Regions from separate parts of the Homo sapiens genome. Here region 1 is linked to region 2. A link is a loop called in an ENCODE intact Hi-C map of the cell type or tissue named here. Cell type or tissue: IMR-90. All regions are shown on one strand. Links, peaks and the distances in the headings refer to the core of each region. The heading gives the core; the rest is flanking DNA.

Evidence for each region. A loop is a pair of places that touch in the nucleus more often than their neighbours do. Peaks named below come from ENCODE experiments on the same cell type or tissue, not always from the same donor. Only the 100,000 strongest peaks of a DNase experiment are listed, where the experiment ranks them.
Region 1: a loop joins it to region 2, with 2.4 times the contacts of the local background. A loop is called at or near these places in 22 of 110 quality-filtered maps.

Annotation. Positions count from the first base shown.
Region 1 is chr5:149,480,256-149,492,394 of GRCh38, forward strand. No RefSeq gene overlaps it. Among named protein-coding and RNA genes, the nearest start is that of MIR145, 56 kb to the left of the region's middle. In IMR-90, for the core only: no CTCF peak of the experiment used is centred there; DNase peaks (open chromatin) are centred at 5,686, 6,006 and 6,696; H3K27ac peaks cover 2,500 bases.
Region 2 is chr5:149,559,795-149,571,933 of GRCh38, forward strand. It overlaps a transcript of ARHGEF37 not described here. Among named protein-coding and RNA genes, the nearest start is that of CSNK1A1, 14 kb to the left of the region's middle. In IMR-90, for the core only: a CTCF peak has its summit at 5,135 (motif pointing left); DNase peaks (open chromatin) are centred at 3,927 and 5,117; H3K27ac peaks cover 1,019 bases.

The DNA of each region.
Region 1 (12,139 bases), core at 5,058-7,557, 78 kb before region 2:
AATAATAAATAAATAAACAAAGAAAGGAGGTAATACTGTGGATATCTTTGATTGACCTCTCTTGGGATATAATTAAAAACAGAAATTTCAAATTTGAGTTCAAATGGTGCTCAGAAAAGTACAACCCCCTACAGAAACCCTCCAACCACAAGTTTTGCAACTACTTAAAGTTATGATTTAAAAAACTAGATGTCAGGCGCGGTGGCTCATGCCTGTAATCCCAGCACTTTGGGAGGCCGAGGCAGGCGGATCACGAGGTCAGGAGATTGATTGAGACCATCCTGGCTGACACAGTGAAACCCCGTCTCTACTAAAAAATACAAAACAAAATTATCTGGGCATGGTGGCGGGTGCCTGTAGTCCCAGCTACAGGAGAATGTCGTGAACCTGGGAGGTGGAGCTTGCAGTGAGCCGAGATCGCGCCACTGCACTCCAGCCTGGGCAACAGAGCGAGACTCTGTCTCAAAAATCACAAAAAAAACCCCAAAAAACTAGATGTCAAAAATTAGCCGGGCATGGTGGCACATGCCTGTAATCCCAGCTACTAGGGAGGCTGAGGCAGGAGAATTGATTGAACGTGGGAGGCAGAGGTTGCAGTGAGCCAAGATCACGCCACTGCACTCTGGCCTGGCTGACAGAGTGAGACTCCATCTCAAAAAATAAAAATAAATAAATAATTAAAAACTAGATGTTAACTTAAAAGTGTGCAAATAGATACACTATTTTCAAATTTCTTTTAGGGACATGTGAACAGAAGTGTTTGAAAAGTCTAAACCAGCAGTGACAGCAAACAAGATGACCATCCACATTTCACTTTTCTCAAAAGACTCTTAATTTCCAACCCCTTATTTTGGGAGAACTGAAAACCATTTTCGCCCTGCTTTCTGATCTAAATCCCAATTAACATGAGAAATATTAAGACAATAGGGTTAAGAGTGAAGAAATCTGGAGGGCACAGCGGCCGACACCTGAAATCCCAGCATATTGGGAGGCCGAGGCAGGGGAAGATGGCTGAGCCCAGGTGTTTGAGATCAGGCAGGGCAACATAGGGAGACCTCTGTCTCTACATTAAAAAAAAAATAATAAAAATTTTAAAAACCAGCCAGGCATGGGGGTGCACACCTGTAGTCCCAGCTACTTGGGAGGCTGAGGTGGGAAGATTAACTTGAGCCCAGGATGTCAAGGCTGCAGTGAGCTGTGATTATGCTACTGCACTCCAGCCTGGGCAACAAAGTGAGACCCTGTCTCTTAGGGAAAAAAAAGGGTGAAGAAACCACTAAATTGTTTTATGGCCTTAATGCAGTCAGTTCCGCCTTTCTGAGCCAGTGTCCTCAATAGCAGAGTGTTGAAGCATATTTTAAAATGTACATTTAAAAGATGCAGTCTTGTCCTAATGTTTTATGATCTTGAATGTCCCTTCCAGGAATAACATTTTTAGACTCTTTGCTATTTTTCAATGCCAAAATCTTGTGTCCTCCACGCTTCTCTCACCCCCAGCTATGTCCCCCTGGAGAGAAATGAACACATCTTTGGGTGAAACACACGCTCAGTTTATGACCTATGCCTATAGATTTACAAGTTCTTTTCTGGTTGGAAGTCACCTCACCGCCCCCACCTGCACACCCCAAGGTTGTCTTAGCTATAGCTAAGCTGCCTTCCCCCATGAGTCTATCACTAAAAAAAATAGTCACTAAGCATCTGCAACTCATGTGCCCTTCCTCAAGCATTAGGAGTAAAGATGAATGAAGTCCGGCCTTGGGGAGCTTTGTCTGGTCAGAAGGAAACACGTTTGAGTAATTGCAGAAATACAATTGCAAAATCTGGCTAGGAAAGCGCGGCAGTGAAGGCGCAGAGGAGGCACAGACCAGCTTTTCTCGTGGTGTGGGAAACTTCCCAGAGACGTTTGAATTGGCTTTTGAACAAAGAGGCAGATTGGAGAAAGTGGAAGGCATTTCTAGCACAGAGAAACATATGAAGGCAAGATGGCACAATGAATCCTGGGAATTGCGAGTGTATCTGGAGCGTACTGTGTGGGATGGAAATTGGGGCTGGGAATAGAAGCCAAGAGATAAATTTGGATAGCTTGGTAAACAGGGAACAGATCACGGAATTTGGTCATTATCCTGAAAGCAGTGGGGGTGGGAAGGGGCACATTCAAGAATCATATGGAGAATGAAGCTTAGATAAGAGCTACTTCAAGTGTTCAGGCAGCCAGGCGCAGTGGCTCACGCCTGTAATCCCAGCACTTTGGGAGGCCAAAATGACCAGATCACCTGAGGTCAGGAGTTCAAGACCAGCCTGGGCAACATGGCAAAACCCCATCTCTACTAAAAATACAAAAATTAGCCGGGCATGGTGGTGGGCACCTGTAATCCCAGCTACTCGGGAGGCTGAGGCAGGAGAATCACTTGAACCCGGGAGGCAGAGGTTGCAGTGAGCCGAGATGATGCCACTGTATTCCAGCCTGGGTGGCGAATGAGACTCTGTTTCAAACAAACAAAAAAAAGAGTTCAGGTAAGCGATAGTAAAGGGCAAATTCAAGGAAACAGTGAGATGGACTTGATAGAGGAGTCAAGGGTGGCTCCCAGGTGTCCTGCTCGTCCATGCATAGAAGGAAGGGCAGGTTTAGAGAGGCAAGATAGTAGATTCATTTGTAGACATAGTGAGTCAACTGGGATAATTAGCTAGCCATTTCAAAGCATGGATTTGGAATTCAAGTTGCACAAGAGCCTGAGGTGAAAGTTTATATGTCAAATAACTAGAGCACACAGTGTAACCAAAGTGACAAGCCACCTTAAGAGTGGGCTGTATTCTAGAGCCAGCTGTTAAACAGACCCAAATAAGTTCTTGAGTCATCTTCCATGTTCTTTTGGGAAGCAAAAGTCTTTTGGGAAGCAAAAGAAGAGATGGCAAGTTCTTGAGCAACAGACAAGCCTAAGAAAACACTGCAGTTTTAAAGTCTGCATGAGTAGGGAGCAGTGGCTCACGCCTGAAATCCCAGCATTTTGGGAAGCTGAGGTGGGCGGATCACCTGAGGCCAGGAGTCCGAGACCAGCCTAGCCAACATGGCGAACCCCCATCTCTACTAAAAATACACAAAAAAACTAGCTGGGCGTGGTGGCGGGCACCTGTAATCCCAGCTACTTGGGAGGCTGAGGCAGGAGAATCGCTTGAACCGGGGAGGCAGAGACTGCAGTGAGCCGAGATCACACCATTGCACTGCAGCCTGGGCAGCAAGAGTGAAACTCTGCCTCAAATAATAATAATAATAATAAAGTCTGCATGAAGGTCAGCAAGAATTAGAGAAAAAAGGAAAGTTGGGCTGGGCATGATGGCTCAAGCCTGGAATCCCAGTGCTTTGGGAGGCCAGCAGTTCAAGACCAGCCTGGGTAACACGGCAAGACCATCTTAAAAAAAAAAAAAAAAAGAAGAAGAAGAAGAAGAAAAAATTACCCAGCCATGGTGTTGCATACCTGAGGCAGGATTGGTTGAGGCCAGGGGTTAGAGACTGCAGGGAGCTCTGATGGTGCTACTGCACTCCAGCATGGGTGATAGAGCAAGACCCCATCTCCAAAAATAATTGAAGTTGTTAGATTTAGGCCTGAAACACTGGGCTTTTGAAAACATACTTTTAAAACAAAATAAGAACTGTGTTCAGTGGTGTGTGCCTGTAGTCCCAGCTACTTGGGATGCTGAGGCAAGAGGATCACTTGAGGTCAGGAGTTGCAGGCTTCAGTGTATTTTTATGATCACACCTGTGAACAGCCACTGCACTCCAGTCTGGGCAATATAGTAAGACCCCATCTCTTAAAAAAAAAAAAAAAAAGAGAAAAGGCCGGGCACGGTGGCTCATGCTTGTAATCCCAGCACTCTGGGAGGCCGAGGCAGGCAGATCACCTGAGGTCAGGAGTTCGAGACCAGCCTGACCAAGATGGTGAAGCCCCATCTCTACTAAAAGTACAAAATTAGCTGGGTGTGGTGGCTCATGCCTGTAATCCCAGCTACTTGGGAGGCTGAGGCAGGAGAATCACTCGAACCTGGGAGGCGGAGATTGTGGTGAGCCGAGATCACACCATTGCACTCCAGCCTGGGCAAGAAGAGTGAAATTCCTTCTCAAAAAAAAAGCCCTAGACCAAGTATTAATAAAATTCCTTTTACAGTTAAGATGAGGATTACAGTTCTATTTTCAAGAAAGTGGGCTTTCTTGAAAAAGGGGACTTTTGCTAATTCCTTTTGGGGTTATTCTGGTTAATAGGCCACTTTAAAGCTCTGAATCTATGGCCCGGCATGGTGGCTCACGCCTGTAATCCCAGCACTTTGGGAGGCCAAGGCGGGTGGATCACGAGGTCAGGAGATCGAGACCACCCTGGCTAACACAGTAAACCCTGTCTCTACTAAAAATACAAAAACATTAGCTGGCTATGGTGGCACGCGACTGTAATCCCAGCTACTCGGGAGGCTGAGGAAGGAGAATCACTTGAACCCTGGAGGCAGAGGTTGCAGTGAGCTGAGATCACACCACTGCATTCCAGCCTGGGTGACAGAGCAAGACTCCATCTCAAAAATAAAATAAAATAAAAAGCTCTGAATCTACAATTGGCATGTGGGTAAAACAAAACAATTTTTTTTTTTTTGCATAGGTTCAAGATAGATGTGACCTGACAACAGATCTTGAATAAGAGATAGCAGGGGTTTTTTGTTTGTTTGTTTTTTGAGATGGAGTCTCGCCGCTCTGTTGCCCAGGCTGGAGTTCAGTGGCACCATCTTGGCTCACTGCAACCTCTGCCTCCCAGGTTCAAGTGATTCTCCTGCCTCCCTCCACCTTCTGGGTAGCTGGGATTTCAGGCACCCACCACCATACCCGGCTAATTTTTGTATTTTTAGTAGACAGGTTTCACCATGTTGGCCAGGCTGGTCTCAAACTCCTGGCCTCAAGCAATCCACCCGCCTTGGCCTCCCAAAGTGCTGGGATTACAGGCATGAGCCACCATGCCTGGCCAATAGTAGGGTTTTAACTGACCACAAATCTGGGTCAAAACTGCTGAAAGAAAGCGAATACTATCCTGATGTACATTAATATTCAACAGCAGTTTTACTGGTCACCTTTTTATGCTAGACTCTATGAGTACAAGGGGAAAGGGAGATATGGCCTTTGCCTTAAAAAAAAAAAACAAAAAAAACCTTACTCTCTTCTCCTTATTTTTCGAGATGGGGGTCTCACTCTTTTGCCCAGGCTGGGGTGCAGTGGCACAATCATGGGTCATTGCAGCCTCAACCTCCCGGGCTCAAGTGATCCTACCATCTCAGCCTCCTGAGTAGCTGGGACTACAGGCACACACCACCATGCCAGGCTAATTTCTGTATTTTTTGTAGAGATGGGGTTTTGTCATGTTGCCCAGCCTAGTTTTGAACTCCTAAGCTCAAGCAATCCACCCACCTCAGCCTCCCAAAGGGCTGGGGTTACAGGTGTGAGTCATCATGCCTGGTCCTCTCTTCTCTTCCTTATTCCTATGCCACCAACACAGAGATATTGCCCCCCAAAAGTCAAACAGCTGTTGGTCATTTATGGGAAAGTTGCAATGCTAAACCCTCAGCAGATGGGCAGGTTATTTCTTGCTATGTTTATGCATTTCCTAGCAACAGGGGACTGCATGGCTTGTTTTCCTATGTGACAAGCCCTGAAAACCAGGCAAGGAGCCAGTGGAGAGTCATCTGAGTTTACAGCCTGAGGTTCTGCCTTCCTGGAAGATCTAGCCTAGATACCTGAGGGTACAAACAGCCAGAGACTGCTTCTGTACACACTCAACTTTCTCTAAAATAGTACATACAATTTGTGAGCAAGAACATTAGAAGGAACTACATACCTATCCTCTTCCCCACATCTTTAAACTTCCTTTGCAAATAGATGGGGGCTGAGTAGTTCTGGCCAATAAACTACGTAACAGTGGTATGTGTGTGTGTCACTTCCCAGCTCAGCCAGTTCATTGCTGGTGTGCCTCTCTGCTGCGTCAGTCTGGAAGGCCTCAAGTTCCAGATGGTGTTGTCAGAAGATTGAAGGCAGGTTACTTGGCTCACATTAGGGAGAAAGACATTTTGCATAAAGCCATTATTCAAGAGTTTGTCATTAAGTACCATGACTAATAAACAATACAGCTTTCTCCTTGACTTCTTCATAAGACATGACTAACTTTCTGGATGTCCTCCTTTGTGACTACTCCCATTCTTCTCCAGTATTTAATCATTCTTTAGCTTCATATCCCTCAGAGTTCTGTGTTCAGCCCTCACTTCCACATCAATACCCTCAGGCTGGAAGAATTCACATAGCTCTGCAACTTCACCTATCACTCCTGGAATAAGAACTCTCAAACTTGCATGTCTGGCTTTAGGCACTTCTCTTCTTACCCCACACCTGGGAAATGTGTGGCTTCCTAGATTCATGATATGTGATTTTGAAGTCCTGCTAAGATACATAAAACAGATTTCTCTCCTAATTTTACATTTTCTCTTAATCCAGCTGGGGTTGAGAGGCAGGCCCTGATTGTAGGGTTTTCCAGTTTCTCACCACAGCTAATTTCAAGCTACCATGTCACCAAATGTACAGTTGGGAAGAAATGAGCAGTTTTTATAAGCTAAGACATGCCTTCAGCTCTCCACTGTCTGGGGCAAGTCCTGTGGTATTTGACTTCATTCCATACTCACGACTAGCAGCAGATTGACAGCCTGGTGATTACTCCCCCTTTATAGATGAGGATACTGAAACAAATAATAGGTCTTGCACCAGATCCCTTCCCAGTTCATTCTGCCACCCATTCAGTCTCATTCTCGTTTGCCAGTGGCTCTTCAAACTTTATTGCACACCAGAATCACCTGGGGATGGCCAGGATGGAGGGTTTCTTCTTAAAACACAGATTACTAGACTCCAGCCCGAGTTCCATTCAGTGGGTCTGTGGCAGGGCATAAGAATGTGCATTTCTAACAAATACGCAGACAACGCTGGTGCTGCTGGTTCTGGAATCATACTTAAAATCACTGCCCCATGCCTAGAGTAGCAGTTCAGTGGCCAAAAGTGTACCAGTTGGGTTCTTTCCTAGCCCTGCCACTAAAAAGCTCTGTGACCTTGAATGGGGAATTTTTCCAAAGGAAGACCAGAGCTTCAAGAGTCAACCATTTCACTGTTTACTTTCCATGCATCACCATTTTCTTCTCATTTCTCTAAGCTTGTCACCACTCCAAACATAGTATCCAGGGACAAAAAAGCACAGAGTAAGGTATCTCCAGATTTTGCAAGCAGCAAAGTCCTCCTATTAGGCTTGATATTCTCCTGGGTGACAATGCACATTTGAATGTGACTTTATAAAAAGGCACAGGCAATCATTCAGAGTAAAATTAATGTACAGTGCTTTCCTTCCTGATGTCCAGTTATAAATATATGACATTTTCCTTTAAGGACAGAAACTGCAGATAGGGGCATTTAAAAAGACATTAAGGCTGGGTGCAGTGGCTCACACCTGTAATCCCAACACTGTGGGAGGCTGAGACAGGAGGATGGCTTGAGCCCAGGAGTTTGAGATCAGCCCAGGCAACAGAGAGATCCCGTCTCTAAAAAAATAAATAGCTGGGTATGGTGGTGCGCACTTGTAGTCCCAGCTACAGCTACTTGGAAGGCTGAGGCAGAGGAATGCTTGAGCCCAGGAGGTTGAGGCTGCTGTGAGCCATGATCATGCCACTGCACTCTAAACTGGGCAACAGAGTGAGACCCTGTTTCAAAAAAAAAAAAAAAAAAGCAAGATAGATTTATCCCATATGAGCAGATTATCAGCCTTAGAATCCAAACTTTCAATATGTAATGGAAACCAGTGAGTCTTTACCACCAATTTATGAGGTTGTTATTGAAGCAACTGTTAGCATGAGGAACAAGACTTTTTAGAGGGTTAGACTTGGTGTGATGGCATGAAGAACTTGTTTTCTGACTCCCTACCACTGATCAGAAAATTGAGGCCGGGTGCAGTGGCTCACACCTGTAATCCCAGCACTTTGGGAGGCCAAGGTGGGCGGATTGGCTGAGCACAGGAGTTTGAGACCAGCCTGGGCAACACGGCAAAACCCTGTCTTCCCTAAAAATACAAAAAAATTAGCCGGCTGTGGTGGTGCGTGCCTGGAATCCCGGCTACTCGGGAGGCTGAGGCACGAGAATCGCTTGAACCCGGAGGTGGAGATTGCAGTGAGCCAAGATCCAGCCTTTGTCTCAAAAAAAAAAAAAAAAAATTATACTCTCAGGGCTGCTACCTGCCCTAAAAACCATCTTATTTCCCCCCACATTTCCCAAAAGTTGGGTTTATGCTTGCTGCTTGAATGTTTTTACTTATCATCTTCTGTCCCTAACATTTAGTATCATTTATGATCTCACTTTTGTTCAATCTCCTCCTTGGTGGCATTGCAAGGATTTGCAGACCAATAAAACTGTCATTGGATAGGGTCACGGCTGGATTGAACATTTCTTACCCTATATACTTCATTATTTCAACTTTTGGTTAAAATGTTTGTGACTGAGGGCATTCTCATTATCGAACCCACGTGAACCTTCGACACTTTCTATGCCACTCATTTGGCTCTGTGCTAAGGAATGGGTGCTCTCTGTTGGCTGAAATCATTCATGTGGGTGTGTTTTGCTACCATTCCTCCAAGACGAGGAGTCTTCACCGTCTGCCGAAACCTTACTCAACCTTTTTTTTTTTTTTGAGACGGAGTTTCCCTCTTGTTGCCCAGGCTGGAGTGCAATGGTGCCATCTTGGCTCACCGCAACCTCCACCTCCTGAGTTCAAGAGATTCTCTTGCCTCAGCCTCTTGAGTAGCTGGAATTAGTCATGCGCCACCACGCCCAGCTAATTTTGTAATTTTAGTAGAGACAGGGTTTCTCCATGTTTGGTCAGGCTGGTTTCAAACTCCCGACCTCAGGTGATCCGTCCGCCTCGGCCTCCCAAAGTGCTGGGATTACTACAGGCGTGAGGCACCGCGCCCGCCCTACTCATCCTTTCAGATGCAATTCATAGATTATTTTCTCTGGTCTCCATCTGCCCCATGAGTACTGTATCTGTAACACCCTATGTTGCATATAGGTCCATTTGAATTGTCACCCCTGAATTCCCAGGGACTAGCACAGTGCCTGGCATTTAAAAACTCAATTCCTATTACTGTTTGTATAGGAATTGCACTTTGTCATAGGCTAAAAAAAATCATGCATGCCATTATAGAAAACTCAGTAATGTATGCTTCACAATTTTGCAGGGTACAGGATGGTCAATGATTTTAAAAACTATCTCAAATATTTAGTTTCACTTCTTTTGGCACAAAAAACAAAAAAAAATTGGTTTTACTGTCTAAACGGAGATTAAAACATTATGCTGTTAACGGAGTTACATACGTTAGCACGGTGCAAACCAGTTTTGCAATAAAAAATATTTACTTAGCAACCGTTAAAAGCAGTTTCTAAAAATATCCACCTCCACCCTTTCTTCTGATCCTAAATATCTAATGCAGCATTTTATCACCAAGATGTGTGCCGCTGTCCATTGGCATACAGAGCCAATGGCAGGCTGCCTGAAATCCACGGGAATTGTTTCCAACAGTTATTCAAACTATTTTGCTTCTCTGAATTAGCAGCATTGAAGACTTAATATGGTGATGATGAGAAAAGGCTACATTTTTTTTACCTAAGACATTCTGTTCCATAAATGACAGGCTATAAAAGTACTACAGAACTATGAGAAAGAACACCCTGTCAATGAATACACTGGTATATTAGAACAATCTATATAAACTTAGGTACACGGAAATGCTCTAAAAGTGTAAAAATATTCACAACTTCAAGCAAAAATAACTTGGTCAAGTTTGGTTTTATGTAGCAGACTGCAAATCTAATTAATGCATTCCACTCTTGTAGATATAATGTATCTTAAATCCAAATACAATTTTAGTCAAGTTTTAAGGTGATTTTTAGAAAAAAGTCAATTTTTAATAAGACCATGAAGCAACAAGACTGGCCTTTTTTTTTTTTTTTTTTTTTTTTTGCTATCATCAACACACTGATGAAGTATTGATGATAACTAGGTAAGGGTTGGCTAATAAATGCATTATATTAAAAAACTGCTCTGGCATAAATGTGCCACTAGAAAACATATATTACCTCTAAATATGAGTAGTACTATTTGGCCTGGGTTCTAGTCTTGCTTGGGGAGCTTGACCACATCTGCACATCTTTTTGGGCTTCATATTCATTAACTGGTGTCGAAAAGACAAAAGAAAATGAGCTCTAGCATTTGGCTCTAAATATGGATTCTACTAATGAGCCACAAAATGACCAAACATGTCAGTGGATAAATTAGTAAAAAGCCTGATCATTTGCCCCTTTCTCTCCTGGACCTGCATATTTTGTGGAGTGCTCCTATATTTTAGTGAATAGATGAGGGGTGAAGGGAGTTTAATGACTCCTAAGGAATGGCAAACCTTTGCTATTTGAAGGCCAAAGGATCAAGACACCAGCGCAGCCTTGTAGGACACACACAATTACTTCTTTTTTTGAGACAGTCTCGCTCTGTCGCCTAGGCTGGAGTGCAGTGGCTCACTGCAACCTCTTGCCTCCTGGGTTCAAGACTCTCCTGCCTCAGCCTCCTAAGTAGCTGGAATTACAGGTGCGTGCCACCACGCCCAGCTAATTTGTGTGTGTGTGTGTGTGTGTATATATATATATATGTATTTTTTTTAGTAGAGATGGGGTTTCACCATGTTGGTAAGGCTGGTCTTGAGCTCCTGACCTCATGATCGTGATCCACCTGCCTCAGCCTCCCAAAGTGCTGGGATTTACAGACCTGAGCCACCATACCAGGCCCACAATTACTTTCAAAACATACACAAAGTACTGTCCTGCCTCTTAAAGTCATTCCCTCATACTTTCACTAAAGGCCCTTACTCCATTCTGCCTGTTCACATCCCCCTGCCACCCCAATCCCCAGCACTATCACATAGCAGCCTTTTGCATATGGCAGAATCAGTTTCCATCTGGTGGATGTAATGAAAAATTCATGACTAGACTGGAAAATTACTATTAAAATTTCCCAGATTTTCATGTAAATTAAAAAATACTAAAAAAAATACTCTGCAATCTACTGAGATTAACATATTTCTAAGCACTTCAAAGATATCCTTATCCCACTGTTATACCAGTGGACACATCTTGTTTTATTACTGTCACTCCTATTTTCTTTAACACCCTAAACAATTAAGTACATCTATATTCTCTAATCAGATATATGTCAAATAGTAAATTAGAAAATGCTACAAAGAAAGAACCAAGTTACTCCAAACATTTTACTTAAGGCTCTGTAAGACTGCTTTTTAACTTACTGGGTGTCGATACAGGGAAGCTACTCATTGCCTTTGTCTTTTAAAGTGCCTAGATCTTAGTTCAAAAATGCTCCAAGAATAAAAATGTTTGTTTGTGTAAAGTTGACGACAGATGCAGAAACTATCCATTTGCTTATTATAGATGGGCTCTGCCCTGCCCAAGTTTGAGGGGGTAAGGGAGGCAATATAAGCACACAATACTTTTTTTTTTTTTTTTTTTTTTGAGACAGAGTCTCGCTCTGTCGCCTAGGCTGGAGTGCAGTGGCTCAGTCTCGGCTCACTGTAGCCTTTGCCTCCTGGGTTCAAGTAATTCTGCCTCAGCCTCCCAAGTAGCTGGGACTACAGGCGTGCACTACCATGCCCGGCTAATTTTGCATTTTTAGCAGAGATGGGGTTTCACCATGTTAACCAGGCTGGTCTCAAACTCCTGACCTCAAGTGATCCGCCCACCTGGGCTTACCAATGTGCTGGAATTACAGGCGTGAGCCACAGCACTCAGCCAAGCACCCAATATTCTAATTCCAAAATTTTTAGATCTGAATTAAGCACACTCCATTTATAGTCAATTTAATTTTGAAACCGAAAAGACTCTACAACACATCTATGTTGAAAACAGCTGCAATTTAAGAAATCTTAGTTGCCCAACCTTCCAGTCATTCTGGATTTTAAATCTTTCCAGACTGCCACCCTATTTGATATATACTTTTATGTAAGATATTTAGACACTATAAACTACTTT
Region 2 (12,139 bases), core at 3,655-6,154:
ACTCAATACATTTAATTGTGCAATTCCCCTATTCTCTCTCTCCCCCCAATTTCAAAATCTCAAGAATTTTGCAAGTCTGTTGTTTGCAAGGATGTGCTCATGCTATTAAAAATGTCTGTTTTATGACATAGCTAACAAGACACATTTGTTGCCCATTAGTGAAGCAATTGAGTTCTATAGATTCTTAGATTCGGTGGAAGCAAGCAGCAGGGGGTGGGGTAAAGAGAATGAGTTTCCTGGAAAACAGAATAGATGTCTTCGGAATCAAAACTACAGTGAGCCAAGTATGAGAAAAAGTAATCTCATGTTTTTTTGTTTGTTTTTTTGTTTGTTGTTTTGAGACAGATTTTCACTCTTGTTGCCCAGGCTGGAGTGCAATGGCATGATCTCGGCTCACCACAGCTTCTGCTTCCCAGGTTCAAGTGATTCACCTGCCTCAGCCTCCCAAGTAGTTGGGATTATAAGCATGCGCCACCACGCCCGACTAATTTTGTATTTTTAGTAGAGACGAGGTTCTCCATGATGGTCAGGCTGGTCTCGAACTCCCGACCTCAGGTGATCCGCCCACCTCTGCCTCTCAAAGTGCTGGAATTACAGGCGTGAGCCACCACACCTGGCCTATATTATTCTTAAAAATTATTTTGGGGTGGGAGAAGAGAAACCAAATTATCCCTTTAGTTGGGTATTTAAGGACAGGTTAAATTATGTCAGAAAATGTTATCCTGACCTTAGTCAGGAAATCTGATTTTAATTGTGACTCTACCTTAAATATTTTCCTGGACTTCAATGTTGTAATCTTTTAAAAGATGTCAGATTTTAAGATTGCTTTAAAAATATTGTGCTATTGGTTGGGTGCGGTGGCTCATGCCTGTAATCCCAACACTTTGGAGGGCGAGGGGGCAGATGACTTGAGCTTAGGAGTTTGAGACCAGCCTGGGCAATGTGGTAAAACCCTGTTTGTACTTTCAAAGAAAAAAAAAAATTGTGCCATTTATTGATGATGACTCCTATATTTTGAAGTAGAAAGAAGAAACTAACATACTCTTTGTCTTTTACAGCTTCTTAAAATTCAGATAAAATGTAAAATTCTGACAGGCAGATCTTGACTTGTGCTCTTTAATACTTAAATGTTAGGAAAATCAGATTCTCTAACCGCAAAACATACCAATAGATAGGTAGTTAGAAATTAGAAGATACTGGCCAGGTGCAGTGGCTCACGCCTGTAATCCCAGCACTTTGGGAGGCCAAAGCAGGTGGATCACAAGGTCAGGAGTTCGAGACCAGACTGGCCAACATGGTGAAACCCCTTCTCTACTAAAAATACAAAAATTTGCTGGGCGTGGTGGCAAGCACCTGTAGTCCCAGCTACTCGGGAGGCTGAGGCAGGAGAATTGCTTGAACCTGGGAGGCAGAGGTTGCAGTGAGCCGAGATCACGCCACTACACTACAGCCTGGGCAACAGAGCAAGACTCTGTCTCAAAAAAAAAAAAAAAAAAAAGGCAATAATTATACCTTACTTTTCAGTATAGCTTTCCCTGGGGGTGGGGGAGGGGCATTACTTAAGTGACCTCTGTAAATCTCTTTTAGTCTGAAAAGTCCTTGCATAGATTTTCATAAAGGGAAAACACAAAATGACTTTTACTCTTCAACGTAGTCTAATCCTTGGCAAAGAGTTACTGTGAAATAATGCCGGAGGCTTTAACTCGTTTGTCTGCAATGAACACTCTGCAGTGTAATATATGCAATGCCAGAGATATGTCCTGACAGGGAGGAAATTCAAGTCATCAATGTTCCATCTACTCATTGAAAACATTACTGATAAGGCCAGGACTTGAGAAGCACAAAAAAAGACTAAATGCTGCATTTCGCCTGTGTTTCCTATCCCACTCCCATTACCTTATTCTAATCAGTCTGTCCCGGCAATATTTAGATAATCAAATTGTATTTTAAATTTTCTATTTTAATCACAACAACCATTAATTCCTGGAAATGTGCTGTCATATGTGGCATTTTGGAATATTTGTGTTAGCTATTTTTATTTGGAAGAATTTTATAGTATTTTGGAGTTTCTGCAATTTCTATGTCCCTTTCTTTTCTCAGCCCCTGTTCTCTTCCTCTGCATTGTTCATTAGCAAGGGCATGAAACTGTGCTCCTCGTGACTCATTATTACTCACTATAGTAATCTAACTCTTCTTTGTGAGACTAAATTTGGAAGATGCTTGAGTTGCCATTCCTGAGGAGAGCTGGTCCTAAGAACACATCCTGTTAACTCTTAACTCTCCATGCTGATGCCAGGAAGCACTGATACTTATCACAGAAAATGAACTAACTGCTCCATTTCAGCCTGGCTAAGCCCAACACCACTGCAAAAAGACTTTCTGCAGTGAACAGAGCCAGGGCGCTGAGTAGGGAAAAAAAGAACTTTGGGCAAAAAAAGAACTTTGGGTTTTAGGGCCCTAATCCACAAAGCATAAAAAGTCAGTTTGTATTTATATGGCACTGTATAGTTCATAGAGTATTTTGTGATTCACTGACTTGTGTTTTTCCTGGCCAGTATAAGAGCTAGGTAACTGCAGCTATTGTATCCATCGTAGGTGTGAGGAAGCCAGAGCTTACCCAAGAACACCAGCTTTTATTTTTATTATTTTTATTTATTTATTTATTTATTTTTGAGACGGAGTCTCGCTCTGTCGCCCAGGCTGGAGTGCAGTGGCGCGATCTCGGCTCACTGCAAGCTCCCGGGTTCACGCTATCCTCCTGCCTCAACCTCCCGAGTAGCTGAGACTACAGGGCCCACCCGGCTACCACACCCGGCTAACTTTTTGTATTTTTAGTAGAGACAGGGTTTCACCGTGTTAGCCAGGATGGTCTTGATCTCCTGACCTCGTGATCCGCCCGCCTCGGCCTCCCAAAGCGCTGGGATTACAGGCGTGAGCCACCGCGCCCGGCCAAGAACACCAGCTTTTTGAGAAGGATTCCTTACATTCCACACCACTGTTCTATGATGTATGTCTGTTTACTTTTACAGGGAACATGTCCTGTCCAGAGCTTTCTGCCTGTTCTAGATCTGAATGGGGAGTAAAGTAGCAGAGATTACCTAAGTAGGCTTACATTTGACTTAAATCATCCCCCTCCCCCCTTGGCTCATTTACATAGTTCATCTGCAGCTCAATAAATCTCAATTCTGCCGCTTGGTGTTCCATCAGGGTCTGACTTCCAGTTGTGCCTGAATTCCCACAGTTTTGAGAGTCAGCACCCATCTTCATCGTGTCTGAATCTCAAACCCAGCAGTTCCTGGTGTGCTGTCCAGTTCCTTGATCCAGCTGTCTGATCCCGGTTACTCACCTCTGTCTTCCTGTCCCCACCAGCCATCCTTCCTAGACAATGCTGCTTATTCCTGCTTCATCAGTGTTCATTTCTTCTGCCTCTTCCCTGTCAGATTCTAAAGCCAATTGACCTATTTAAACCTTAGCTACCCACCAGCCTTTCTACACCCTTCTTGCTTCCTGTCAGACTCCGAACCTGATCTGAGCTCCTAAATCTTGCTTCCTTGTGTGTGTTCTGTAGGCCAGGCAAATGATAGACTTAAGACTCTTTCTACTTACCTTCTAGCCCCCTCTAACCTATATGCAAGCCATGTTTTGATGATTTGTGGCTTAGGATTTCAAGTTCTGTCATTCTTCTTAGCCTGTATTTTTTTGTGTCCTACACTGTATCATTGATTGCCATAGCTTCTGCCCTAGTTGATATAGGATATGTGAGAGCACTTTGTTTAGGCCATAAACCTCTTAGAAATATACTCTGCTGCTGTTATTATTAGGCAATTCAAGCCAAAGGTGACTTTCTCTAACCTTCCTGGGGGAGGGAGACAAGCTTTCAGCTGAAATAGAAACTTTACAATTATTGTCCAAAGCCAAAAATAAGAAAGTGTAACAACTATGACACGACCACTTCTGGTATCTTCGTGTAGAAGATTCCTTTTGACAAGGTCATCACTGTAGACTTTCAGATGTGTCATAGGAAACAGATAAAAATTTCTAGATTATTCTAAAGGTTTTAGAACCTTTCTTCTAATCAACGTGAAGATATTGAGTTTGAGTTTTCATCTACACTGATTGATTTTCCCACGCATAGGTAATAATTAGTTTAAATTTTTTTTTTTTTTTTTTTTTTTTTTGAGACAGAGTCACTCTGTCGGCCAGCCTGGAGTGCAGTGGCGCGATCTTGGCTCACTGCAGCCTTCGCCTCCTGGATTCAAGCAATTCTTATGCCTCAGCCTCCTGAGTTGCTGAAATTGTAAACATGCACCAACACGCCTGGCTAATTTTTATATTTTTAGTAGAGATGGACAGGGTTTCGCTGTGTTGACCAGGCTGGTCTTGAACTCCTGTCCTCAAGCAATCCATCTGCCTCAGCCTCCCAAAGTGCTTTAATATTTATACAGTGCTTTATACAATATTAGTCTTACGTATGTTATCTTATATCATAAAAAAATTTCATTGGGAAAATAATTTCATTGTTTTAAATTTTAGATAGGGCAACTTAAGCCCAGATATCTTACTTAACTTGCCCAGGTGCACTAAATGACTCAAGGTTGCATCTTGTACTTGAACTCAAATTTTTCTTACTCCAAAGAACCTGCTTTTTCATTTCTCCCGTTTATGCATCTCAGGACTACAAAACACCCTGGGAAGGAAACTGCTCATCTCTTTCAAGATTAAGGGAAGATATAAAAACAGACATCCTCGGCCGGGCGCGGTGGCTCCCGCCTGTAATTCCAGCACTTTGGGAGGCCAAGGCAGGTGGATCACCTGAGGCCAGGAGTTCGAGGCCAGCCTGACCAACATGGAGAAACCCCGTCTCTACTAAAAATACAAAGTTAGCTGGGCGTGGTGGTGCATGCCTGTAATCCCAGCTACTCAAGAGGCTGAAGCAGGAGAATCGCCTGAACCCAGGAGGCGGAGGTTGCCGTGAACCGAGATCGCGCCATTGCACTCCAGCCTGGGCAACAAGAGTGAAACTCTCTCAAAAAAACAAAACAACTCCCAGACATCCTCTTAGTAGATCCCATGGTATGGCACAGCAAGGTATGTTAATGAACCCATGGCACATCGTGATCTTAATGATTATACAATGCTGCCATCTTGAGGATATGATCAGTAATTGTTATTCTAGCCAGCCTTCTGTGGCCTAGCATCAGGCACAGCCAGAAAGCTGAATCTGGACAGTCAGATGTTAAATACCCAGCAAGGAGCTACAGTCAAGGAGGCCAAAATAACATTTGAGGAGCCAGGCAAGTGTTAGGAGATTGAGCAAACCTGTGGTGCTTTCAGAACAAGGTAAATGAAAAGGACCAAATTAGGGCACATCAATTCATGTATGCAGGATAAGAAAAACGGGGCCTTTTATTTACTCCCAAAGCACCCTGTTCTTCCTTCTAGTATAGTGCCATCTCACTGTATTATAATTGCTATAAACTGGTTTCTCCCAGTGGACCGATGAGCCATGACAGCAGAGAATAAGTCCTGTTATAGTTATATCTGCATTGTGTCCTCAGCATTAGCACACTGGGTAATAAGTATTTAGTAAATATTTTGTGGCTTAATGAGTGACAGGCATAGGCAGCAGGGGACAAAGTCAAAATAATGGCAGAGCCAGTTTTCCAGATTTCCAGATCAGTGCTACTATCTACTATACAACATATATTTATGAATGGGCAAAAGCATACTGGCTACCAAGAGACACTGAAATATACCTAGCCTTTTAGGTGGCCACCAGCAATGATAGCCATGAGGCATGTCTCTAAGGCTGTAAGCACTGGGCTTATTTATTGAATACCACTTTGGACCAGTCACTGCACTAAGTGCCAGGACTGCAATGAAGAACAAAAAAGATAGCCCCAGCCCTTATGAGGTTTACAGCCTAGATCTAGACTATACTACTGATCAGACAGGGCCTTTCATGGTCATCATGACTTGGTGAGGACATGTGATTCCACAATCTGGTCTTAGCTTTGTAATGTCAGAAACTCTAATTTTTTTTTTTTTTTTTTTTTTTTTTTTTTTTTTTGTGAGACAGAGTTTCCCTCTTGTTGCCCAGGCTAGAGTGCAATGGTGCGATCTCTGCTCACTGCAACCTCCGCCTCCCAGGTACAAGCAATTCACCTGTCTCAGCCTGCCAAGTAGCTTGGATTACAGGCATGTGCCACCACGCCTGGCTTTTTTATATTTAGTAGAGACAATGTTTCACCATGTTAGTTAGGCTCATCACGAACTCCTGACCTCAGGTGATCCACCCGCCTTGGCCGCCCAAAGTGCTGGGATTACAGGCCTGCACCACCGTGCCTGGCCCAGAAACTCTATTTTATCTATGGCTTTGGAAGAAGTTTAGACTCATTGAACCTTCAAAAACCCTATGTGGGACAGGCGAGGTGGTTCACACCTGTAATCCCAGCACTTTGGGAGGCTGAGGTGGGTGGATCACCTGAGGTCAGGGGTTCAAGACCAGCCTGGCCAACATGATGAAACCCTGTCTCTACTAAAAATACAAAAATTAGCTGGTCATGGTAGCAGGCACCTGTAATCCCAGCTACTCGGGAGGCTGAGGCAGGAGAATTCACTTGAGCCTGGGAGGCAGAAGTTGCAGTGAGCCAAGATTGTGCCACTGAACTCCAGCCTGGGTGACAGAGCGAGACTGTCTCAACCCCCCCATCCTCCCCCCCAAAAAAACCAACCAAACAACAACAACAACAACAACAAAAAACCTTATGTTGGGGGTATCGTTATCACCCCAGATTTTTATACCCAGCTCACACAAATGAGGAAACTAAGTATTAAGACAGGCTAGTTAACTTGTCCAAAGTTACAAAAGATAGTAAGTGGAGGAGCCAGGACATGAAATTTCAAGTTCACTGTCCTTCCAGTGTGTGACAAGGACCAGTTTATTCACTTGTTAATGGTTATAGCTTTCTCTGTCAATCCAACAGAACCGTTATCTCACTGAGAACTACATGTCATTCTACTCCCCACTTTCAATTTTATATGTATATATGTGTGTACATATATCTCTTCTAATTATATATATAATCATGTCACTTATTCATTAAATACTTCAGTGTATATTTCCCAATAACAAGACGTTTTCTTTATAACTGTATTAATTTATCAAAATCAAGGAATTTAATGTTGATACAATACTATTGTCTAATCCATAGTCCATATTCAGATTTTATTGATTGTCTCAATAATGATTTATATTTTTTACCAGTCCAGGATTCAATTCAGGATCAAACATTGTATTATTTCTTGTCATCTTAATTTCCTTCAATCTGGAATTTTCAGCTTTTATGTTTCTTCATCTTGACATTTTTGAAAACTACAAACCAGTTTTTCTGTAAAACGTCCTTTAATTTGCATTTATTTTGTTTGTACGTGATGAGATTCAGGTTATACTTTTTGGCAGGAATACCTCTGAAATAACATTGTGTCCTTTCCTTTGCATCATATCAAAAATTACATTATGCCAACCCAGCATATCTCAGTATTGATAACATTAGCTTTTATCTTTTGGTTAAGGTGGTGTCCACAAAGTTATTCCACTTCAAAGTTACCATTTCCCCTTTGTTTGTTAATAAGTAATGTGTGGCAAGGTATTTTGAGACTACATAAATATACTGTTCCACACTAAACTTTCACTGTGGCATCCGTTAAGGTTTTTCTAAATATACCACTCCTTCTATATTTATTAGTTGAATTTTACATTCTTCTTCATTTCTTTCTTTATACATCCAGTTATTTATATCAGTATGAACTTATGGATTATTATTTTACTTAATGGATTATAACCTGTTAACGTTTATTTTCGTGGTTAAATTATCCAGATTTGGTCAGTGACAGTCCCTTCAAGCTGACTCCTGTGTCCTTTGGGCTCCTATGTTCTTTTAACATGTCCCCTTAATTCTTTGACACTTTCTTTTCGGCATAAATTGTTTCAGGCCCTTCTTGTACTTTCTCTACCTTAGCCATGGAATCAGCCATTTCTTTGAGGATCCCTGGTTCCTTTTAGTGGAGAGTGGTAGTATTTTAGAAACCAAGATCTGGGTACCAAATGTGTTTATCTCTATTGGTTTGTCATTACTTCTAGGACCTCTTAGCAAACAGATATCTCTTCCTCTCTTTCTCTCTCTCATCAGTTTATATACATCTAATTCCAGTCCAACTTCACAAGGTGCATTCTAGTGTTCTTCTTTTGCACACGTACTTTTTTTTTTCCTTAACAGTCAGAAACCTGATTCTTATTATCCTCTATCTATCTATCTATGGTTCCAGTTATCCTCCCACCTCAGGCTCCTGAGTAGCTGGGACTACAGGTGTGCACCACCACGCCTGGCTAATTTTTTTATTTGTTTATTTTGTAGAGACAGGGTTTCGCCATATTGCCTAGGTTGGTCTTGAACTCCTGTGCTCAAAGAGTACTCCTGCCTTGGCCTCCCAAAGTGCTGTGATCATAGGCATGAGCCACCGTGCCTGGCCAATATACTTGATTAAGCCTAAAATGTACAGAAGATAGATTCATAATTGCTAACCTGTACCTCCGAAAAAGCAAACCTAATTAAAATTCAATATTTATTTATAATGTTTTGAGGTAAAATTTACATACTGAGAAACATACAATGTTAGGTGTGCAATTCTCTGAGCTTTAACAAATGCATGTACCCTTGTATCCCACACCCCTATCAAGATACAATACATTGGCCGCGTGGTGACTGATGCCTGTAATCCCAGCATTTTGAGAGGCCTGAGGTCAGGAGTTCAAGACCAGCCTGGCCAACATGGTGAAACCCCCGTCTCTACCAAAAATACAAAAATTAGCTGGGCATGGCAGCATGTGCCTATAATCTCAGTTACTTGGGAGGCTGAGGCAGGGAGAATCGCTGGCACCTGGGAGGCAGAGGTTGCAGTGACCTGAGATTGTGCCATTACACTCCACTCTGGGCAACAGAGCAAGACTCCATCTCAAAAAAAAAAAAAAAAAAAAAGATACAGTACATTACCATCACTCCAGAAAGTTCCTATAAGTCTTTTCCTAGTCAGTCACTTCCCCATTCAGAGATAACAACTGTTCTGATTTTTTTTTATCATAGATTTGTTTTCCCTATTCTAAAAAATGTGTATGTATATTTATGTGTATGAAATCATATAGTATGTGCTCTTTGTGTCCAGCTTCTTTTGCTCAGCCTAATATATGTGAGATACATTCATGTTGTTGTATACATTAGTAGTTTGTTTCTTTTTTTTGTAAAGTAGTACTTTGTTGTTTGGATGTGACACAGTTTATCCTTTATACTGTAAGTGGATATATAGGTTTTAAAATTTTGGCTATTATAAATAAAGAAAATATATACATTCTTCTACGTGACTTTCTGTGGGCACATGTTTTCATTTATTTTGGTCAAATACCAACTAGTTGAATTGCTGGGTCCTAGTAAGAGAAGTTTCTGTTTATTTTTATTTATTTATTTATTTATTTATTTTTATTTTTGAGATGGAGGTCTTACTCTGTTGACCCAGGCTGGAATGCAGCAGTGCGATCTCTGCTCACTGCAACCTCTGCCTCCCAGGTTCAAGCGATTCTCCTGCCTCAGCCTCCCCAGTAGCTGGGACTACAGGCACCTGTCACCACGCCCGACTAATATTTGTATTTTTAGTAGAGATAGGGTTACATTATTTTGGCCAAGATGGTCTTGAACTCCTGACCTCAGGTGATCTGCCCACCTTGGCCTCCCACAGTGCTGGGATTACAGGTGTGAGCCACCACACCCGGCCTTATTTATTTATTTTGAGATGGAGTCTTGCTCTGTCACCCGGGCTGGAGTGCAGTGGCTCGGTCTTGGCTCACTGCAACCTCCGCCTCCCAGGTTCAAGCGATTCTCTGGCCTCAGCCTCCTACCTGAGCAGCTGGGATTACAGGTGCGCACCACCACGCCCGGCTAATTTTTGTATTTTTAGTTGAGCGAGGGTTTCACTATGTTTGCCAGGCTGGTCTCCAACTCCTGACCTCAGATGATGTGCCCGCCTCGACCTCCCAAAGTGCTGGGATTTCAGGTGTGAGCCACTGCACCTGACCATATGTTTAACTTTATTAGAAACTGCCAAACTTTTTTTCCAAAGTAGGAGTACTGTTTTATATTGGATGTTTTTAGTATTTTTCATGTTTATTCATTCTAATGTGTATGCAGTAGTAATTCCCAGCCAGTACAATAATGCAAGAAAAGATACACAAAGCATAAAAATTAGACAGAATGAAGTGAAATTTTCTCTAGTCACGGATGATATGATTTTGTACATAGGAAATCATGAATTTTTAAAACACCTACTAAAGCTAATAAATGAATTTAGCAAGGTTTCCAGGTACAAGGTCAATATATCTAAATTAGTTATATGTCTCTATACTAGCAACAAACAATTGGAAAATTAAAATTAAAGTTTAACTTATATTACCGGGTGCAGTGGCTCACACCTGTAATCCCAGCACTTTGGGAGGCCGAGGTGGGTGGATCACCTGAGGTCAGGAGTTTGAGACCAGGCTGACCAACATGGTGAAACCCCATCTCTACTAAAAAAAATACAAAATTAGATGGGCATGGTGGTGGGCACCTGTAATCACAGCTACTCAGGAGGTTGAGGCAGGAGAATCGCTTGAACCCAGGAGGCGGAGGTTGCAGTGAGCCGAGATCCTGCCATTGCACTCAAGCCTGGACAACAAGTGCGAAACTCCGCCTCAAAAAAAAAAAAAAAGTTTGGCCAGGCGCGGTGGCTCACACCTGTAATCCCAATACTTTGGGAGGCAGAGGTGGGCGGATCACGAGGTCAGGAGTTCAAGACCACCCTGGCCAATATGGTGAAACCCCGTCTCTACTAAAATTACAAAAATTAGCTGGGCGTGGTGGTGTGCACCTGTAGTCCCAGCTACTTGGGAGGCTGAGGCAGAAGAATCGCTTGAACCCGGGAGGCGGAGGTTGCAGTGAGCCCAGATCACACCAGTGCACTCCAGCCTGGGTGACAGAGCAAGACTCCATCTCAAAAAAAAAAAAAGTTTAACTTACATTGTACACAAAAATAAAGATGTTTAATTGGCTAGATTTTGTTTTGTTTTTGATTTTTTTGAGATGGAGTTTCACTCTTGTTGCCCAGGCTGGAGTGCAGTAGCACAATCTTGCCTCACTGCAACCTCTGCCTCCCAGGTTCAAGTGATTCTCCTGCCTCAGCCTCCCAAGTAGCTGGGATTGCAGGCATGCGCCACCACGCCCAGCTAATTTTTTGTATTTAGTAGAGATGGGGTTTCACCATGTTGGTCAGGCTGGTCTGGAACTCCTGATCTCAGGTGATCCACCCACCTCAGCATCCCAAAGGGCTGGGATTACAGGCATGAGCCACCGCGTCCGGCCAAGTTTTGTTTTGTTTTGTTTTGCTTCGTTTTGAGACAGAGTCTCTCTCTGTCACCCAGGCTGGCATGCAGTGGCACGACCTCGGCTCACTGCAACCTCTGCCTCCTAGGTTCAAGCAATTCTTGTGCCTCAGCCCCCTGAGTAGCTGGGATTACATACAAAAATAAAATTTTAGGGAATCAACAAAAGTTGAGTATGACCTCTACACTGAAAACTATAAAACTTTGCTGAGAGAAATTAAAGAAGACCTACGTAAATGGGGATACAGTGCACGTTTATGGATTGGAAGACTCAAAAAAGTGTTAAGGTGTCATTTATCACCAAATTGATCCACAGATTAAATTCAATCCTAATCAAAATCACAGTAGGCTATTTAAAAATAGAAATTGACAACGTGGGCCAGGCACAGTGGTGCATGCCTGTAAACCTAACACTCTGGGAGACCGAAGCAGGAGCACTACTTGAGCCCAGGAGTTTGAGACCAGCTTGGGCAACATAGCAAAACCCTGTCTTTACAAAAAATAAAAAGTTAGCTGGGTATGGTGGTGCATGCTACTTAGGAGACTGAGGTGGGAGGATTGCTTGAGCCCAAGAGATCGAGGCTGCAGTGAGCTGTGATCTCTCCACTGCACTCAGTCTGGGTGACAGAGTGAGACCCTGTCTCAAAAAAAAAAAAAAAAAAAAAGAAGTTG